Regions from separate parts of the Mus musculus genome. Here region 2 is linked to region 1. Evidence: chromatin loops called from intact Hi-C (ENCODE). Cell type or tissue: heart. All regions are shown on one strand. Each heading gives the region's core, and the rest is flanking DNA. Links, peaks and the distances in the headings are about the cores only. Region 1 has its middle 69 kb from the start of Smarcad1. Region 2 overlaps Smarcad1 (SWI/SNF-related, matrix-associated actin-dependent regulator of chromatin, subfamily a, containing DEAD/H box 1).

Region 1 (2,916 bases), core at 287-2,786:
GTAGGGCTGGCGTAAGCTGCCACTTCCATCCTGACTTTCTATTTGTCCCTTTTAGCCTCGGAGCTCTTCTCCTTTGTCTCCTCTGACTGCTTTCAGGTTACTTTGCTGTCCAGCCTCTCTCAGTGGTGGGAGCTTGTTTCGGTGTGGCACAGTGGCATAAGTGCTTCCAGCATCTGCCTTTAATGTTCCACAGTCAGCTTTCAGCATGCAACAAAGATAGTGCCAATTTCCTCATAGATCCAGGGCTTCCATGTCTTCTCCTCTGGTGTTTTTGCTGTCCTTCTCCATGTAAGTGAACTCCCACATACACTGCTATTTCCCGATTAGCTCTTTGCCTTTTCAAAGCTTTACATAACAACAGTAGATCATATATTATCTGTGCACTGGGCACTTCATTTCTAGGATCTGAAGGGACTCTGGCCAACTTGATTGTGGCAAGCATGACTTTGGCAGGTCTCTACCTTCTCCCCAATTCCCTTTGCCTTGCTAAAGACCTTTAGACTACATCCCTGACACTTGCCCTAATCTGGCCAGTCTCTCCTCCTGAAACTGACTACCAACGTCCAGCTATCAAAGTATTGAAGTCCAGCCATCAAAGGTTCCCTTTGGTTCACCTAATTAACATTCCCAATTAAATTAAACACCTTGCCCTAATACGAGGGTTCCCTTGTACCTTTATAAACTGCAATTTTCCTGTATGCATGTCTGTCTCCTCTCTATCCTGAGACAATACTTTGTCCGATGTCCCCCTGGGACAAATACCTCTCATCCCTGTCCCTTTCCTTCTTTCTCCCCGCTCCTTTGGTCCCTTCTCCTTCTTCCTCTGTCTCCTGTCTCTAACCCTCATCCCTGCCCTCTGCTCCTCTGGTGCAAATAAATCTCCTATGTGCTGATAACTTGGTCTTGGGGGTCCTGAGCTGATATTCGTCTCAGGATCTACTTCTTATGTGGTATCATTTCCATACATCATGGAGTTCTACCCATAGCATTTCATGTCTTGAAGATCTGTGAGTAATTCTTCTAACTGGTACATCACTGGAACAAAAATTTACCTCTTTTCCATTTTTTAGAAAATGTAGGGCTGGAGAGATGGCCCAGTGGTTAAGAGCACTGACTGTTCTTTCAGAGGTCCTGAGTTCAATTCCTAGCAACCACATGTGGCTCACAAACATCTGTAATGAGATCTGATGCCCTCTTCTGGTGTGTCTGAAGGCAGCTACAGTGTACTGACATACAATAAATAAATAAATAAATAAATAAATAAATAAATAAATAAATAAATAAATAGTAAATAGTTCGTTTTGAAAATATATTTTGTTTGTGGAGGTCATTTCTAATTTTTATTATTTTATTTAAATATTTTCACACAATATATTTTGGTCATGTTTTCCCCTCCCCCAGTGTCTCCCAGCAGAACCTCCCCACTTCCTCCCTATCCCAACTTCATGTTCTCTCTCTCTCTCCCTCTCCCTCTCCCTCTCCCTCTCCCTCTCCCTCTCCCTCTCCCTCTCCCTCTCCCTCTCCCTCTCCCTCTCCCTCTCCCTCTCCCTCTCCCTCTCCCTCTCCCTCTCCCTCTCCCTCTCCCTCTCCCTCTCCCTCTCTCTCTCTCTCTCTCACACACACACACACACACACACACACACACCCCAAAACAAAAAAACTAGACTTTTACATAGATAATGCCTGGTTCCCAGAGAGGCCAGAAGGGGGCAGCAGATCCTCTGGAACTGGAGTTTCAGAGGCTTGTGAACCACAGGGAGAACACTGGGTTCAGAACCCAGGTCCTCTGCACGAACAGCCAGCACGTGTTCTTTCAGTGTTGTTGTTGTTGCTGCTCCTGCTGCCACTTCTACTGCTCTGTGACTACTGATGATGGGGATGGGGATGATGATGATGATGATGATTTTTTTGTTTGTTAAGACCACTGTGTAGCTCTTCATGAACTCATTATGTAGACCAGGCTGGCTTCAAGGTCACAAAGTAGTAGTAGTAGTAGCAGCAGCAGCAGCAGCAGCAGCATTAGTATTAAAGGAACGCACCACTCTGAGCAGCAAATACTCTCATTTCTTCCCCCTAACCAGCTTTCCAACCTCCTCTCTTCAATTTTGGAAATATATTTTCACTAGGTATAGAATCCTAATTTTGTTCTTTCTTTACCTACCTTCATGATGTCACCTTGTTGCAGTCTTGTCTGCACTGGGTTTTGAAAAGAATGTGCCATGGTTTTGTTGCTGCCATGGCTGGTTTCCAAGTTTTCCTCTTATCATGGGTGTACTGGACAGTTTTGTGTCAACTTGACACAAGCTGGAGTTATCACAGAGAAAGGAGCTTCAGTTGAGGAAATGCCTCTATGAGATCCAACTGTAAGGGATTTCCTCAATTAGTGATCAAGGGGGAAAGGCCCCTTGTGGGTGGGACCATCTCTGGGGTGGTAGTCTTGGGTGCTATAAGAGAGCAGGCTGAGCAAGCCAGGGAAAGCAAGGCAGTAAAGAACATCCCTCCATGGCCTCTGCATAGGCTCCTGCTTCCTGACCTGCTTGAGTTCCAGTCCTGACTTCCTTGGTGATGAACAGCAGTATGGAAGTAGAAGCTGAATAAATCCTTTCCTTCCCAACTTGCTTCTTGGTCATGATGTTTGTGCAGGAAGAGAAACCCTGACTAAGACAATGGGTTTTGAGCAACTTGAGCACACTGTGCCTAAGTGTCATTTTCTTCCTCTTTCCTTCTTTCTTTCTTTCTTTCTTTCTTTCTTTCTTTCTTTCTTTCTTCCTTCCTTCCTTCCTTCCTTTCTTTTTTTCTTTCTTTCATTTTTTGTTTTTGTTTTGTTTTGTTTTGTTTTGTTTTTCAAGACAAGGTTTCTCTTTGTAGTCCTGGCTATCCTGGAACTCACTCTGTAGACCAGGCTGGCCTCGAACT
Region 2 (2,916 bases), core at 205-2,704, 110 kb after region 1:
GTTAGTTTTTTTTATCCATAGTTTTTTAAAAATAGTAATACTTTATATGCTAATTGTAAGTAAACTACAACGTTAACTATAGCAGCCTTTGCAGTGTAGCAAGCCAAAAATGTTATTAGTTGAAAATTCAGTTTTGTTAAAGTAGGGAAAATGGAATTTTTATTGGCAATGTTCAAAATTGATGGTATTAGTTCACCAACTACTTGCTGAATGTTGGTCTTTCTAGCCTAGTATCAGAGAGGATAGGGTACTATTGTGTCATGTTGTGTTTTTAATTGCACTTTTATGTGCTAATTAGAGCATTATTTATGGAAGGTATAGCTCAGTTGTCATAGGGCTTTCCCAGTGCACATGAAGCCCATGGTTCAATCCCCACCACCAAGTAAATCAGGCACGGTGACACACACTGCACTTGGGAGCTAGAAACAGGAGAATCAGAATGTCTCAGTTCTCTTTGGCCACAGGACAAATTTTAGGCCCTATTAGGGTAGGCTACAGGAGAATCTGTCTTAAAGAAAATAAAACACATTTTATTAAAAAGCATGTGTATATATACTGCTCAAAGTAGTATTTACAAATAGGTTGCTTCATAAATATTTACCTACCATCTCTAGATTCCTATCTCTTTTCAGTGTTCAGCGTAAATGAGGTATTAACATTGCCCCAGCAGGCACAGCTTCTGTCTAGTGCTTTGTTCTGCCAGTGCTGCTTTGTCTTCTAGTGATTTGCAGGACTGGTGCCCGTCTTCACTTTGTTTAGCCCTATAAAATGCCTGTCTTCATTTCATCTTAAACACTGAAATGGTTCTTTCTGTTTTCTTTTTCTTTTGTTTGTTTATTTCTGTTTTTTGGTTTTTGTCTTTTTTTCTGAGACAGGGTTTCTCTGTTGGATCTGGCTGTCCTGGAACTCACTTTGTTGACCAGGTTAGCTTTGAACTCACAGAGCTCAACCAGCCTCTGCCTCCCAAGTCCTGGGATTAAAGGTGCATGTCAGTACACCTGACTGCTTATTTCTTGGAGATAGATAGAGGGGTTTCATTGCTTTCTAAGATTGCTGTACTGGGTGTTGTTTCAATATACACAAGTTTGATAAACAACTTCTTCTCCTCCTCTTTCTTCTCCTCCTTCTTCTTAATATAGATATTTAATGTATGTGAGTACACTGTAGCTGTCTTCAGACACACCAGAAAAGGACATTGGATCCCATTGCAGATGGTTGTGAGCCACCATGTGGTTGCTGAGAATGGAACTCAAGACCTCTAGAAGTGCAGTCAGTGCTCTTAACCACTGAGCCATCTCTCTAGCCCTTTGATAAACTTCTTTAAAAATTGCAAATGGATTCTGTAGTTTGCCATATACATATAGCTGCTGCCAGCTATGTGTAATAACAAGTAAGACTGTCCCGGAGCTGTTTCTTGATTAGGAATTACATAACTTTAGAAATTTACCTTTAAACAATTTCTTCCTCTTAACCAAATCCAAAAGCATTTGTTTTGCAAGAGTGACACATTGTGGCAGGAGAGAGGTACTTCAGTTCCAGGGTCTACTGGTCCCTTCTCTTTTCAGTACAGGCAGGGTCTTGAACTCAAAGTGCTTGCTCTAATTCAGGGATATCCCCACCTCCAGATTCAGCCTTTCAGAGAAGAAAATTCTTGGGATACTACTGGAGTTTTTAGAGATGCTAATCAGTGGCATGTTGATAGTCTTTTTGCATGTAGGTATCCAGTAAGTAGGAATTTTTATGTTTTCTTTATTCTCCCTAAATAAATAGTTTTTAAGTTGATTTTGTATGTGTAAAAGCGAAGCATAGTAGGAACTAAAAATGTAGTTTATACAAAATTCCACCAAAGATACCCACCACTTAAAATAGTTTCAGTACTATCTACTTATTGATACATTTTATGCCATGTAAGCAAGATTCTATTTTCTATGCTTATCTGTGACCAACGTTTATAGGCTGACCTTGTCCTGCTTATGTTTGGATTTAAAATCTCTCATAATTGTTTGATATTTCTTTTGCTCTTTTGTGCAACTTTTCTGTGTTATAATTAAAACATGACCTTGTTTTTCATATTTTCATACTCAGGACTAGAGTTAAGCACCTCACTCCAAGAATTACAGCCACCTTTATAGTACAACAATTTAACCACAGAGTTTTGTTGCTTAACAATATTCCTTTTTAAAAAAAGGATATTTACTTGAACATTTACTTAAACATATTTTGCTTAATTAATTTTTTCTGTATATGGGCATTTTGCCTGCATATATAATTGTTTACCATATGTTTGCTAGGTGCCATAAAGGCTGGAAGATGAGGGTGTTGTATTCCCTGAAGCTGGAGTTACAACTGGGACCTCACCTTGCTGGTGCTGGGAATTAAGCCTGGACCCTTTGGAAGAATAGCCAATGAGTGCTCAGAATTGCTGCTCCATCTCTTGAATCCCTTCTATTTTACTTTTTAAAGACAAGAATGTGTTTGCCTAGTGTGATATCAAGCTCATGATTCTTTTGTTTTGGCCTCCTGACAGCTGGGATTGAAAGTATATATAGGTCTTATGTAGCCCATTCTGGTCTTCACTCGTTGTATAGTAGAAAATGGCCTTAAACTCTTGATCCTTCCGCCTCTATCTCCCAAGTGCTAGATTTACAAGCATGTGCCACAGGAACTTAGAACTTACCAGGCATAATGTGTTTTGTGTTCAAGTATTCACAGTGTCCTTTTAAAACAGGAAATCTTTTCTTATTCTTTTTTGACTTAAAACCTTTCAATTGCTTTAAAGTGTTCATATCTGAACTCATCAGAATGGTCCTTCTGTCCTTTCCCACTTGTTGAAATAATCTTGTGTTCTTCTAAGCTGTGACATTTTGATCTTATGGTTAAAAGTTCTTTATTACATCTGAAAAGACTTTCTAGGTT

The links. Peaks named below come from ENCODE experiments on the same cell type or tissue, not always from the same donor. Only the 100,000 strongest peaks of a DNase experiment are listed, where the experiment ranks them.
Region 2: a loop joins it to region 1, with 4 times the contacts of the local background. A loop is called at or near these places in 4 of 42 quality-filtered maps.

The regions. Positions count from the first base shown.
Region 1 is chr6:64,972,424-64,975,339 of GRCm38, forward strand. No RefSeq gene overlaps it. Among named protein-coding and RNA genes, the nearest start is that of Smarcad1, 69 kb to the right of the region's middle. In heart, for the core only: a CTCF peak has its summit at 1,725 (motif pointing right); no DNase peak of the experiment used is centred there.
Region 2 is chr6:65,077,821-65,080,736 of GRCm38, forward strand. All of the region lies in intron 9 of Smarcad1 (SWI/SNF-related, matrix-associated actin-dependent regulator of chromatin, subfamily a, containing DEAD/H box 1), which reads left to right. Among named protein-coding and RNA genes, the nearest start is that of Smarcad1, 37 kb to the left of the region's middle. In heart, for the core only: a CTCF peak has its summit at 1,518; no DNase peak of the experiment used is centred there.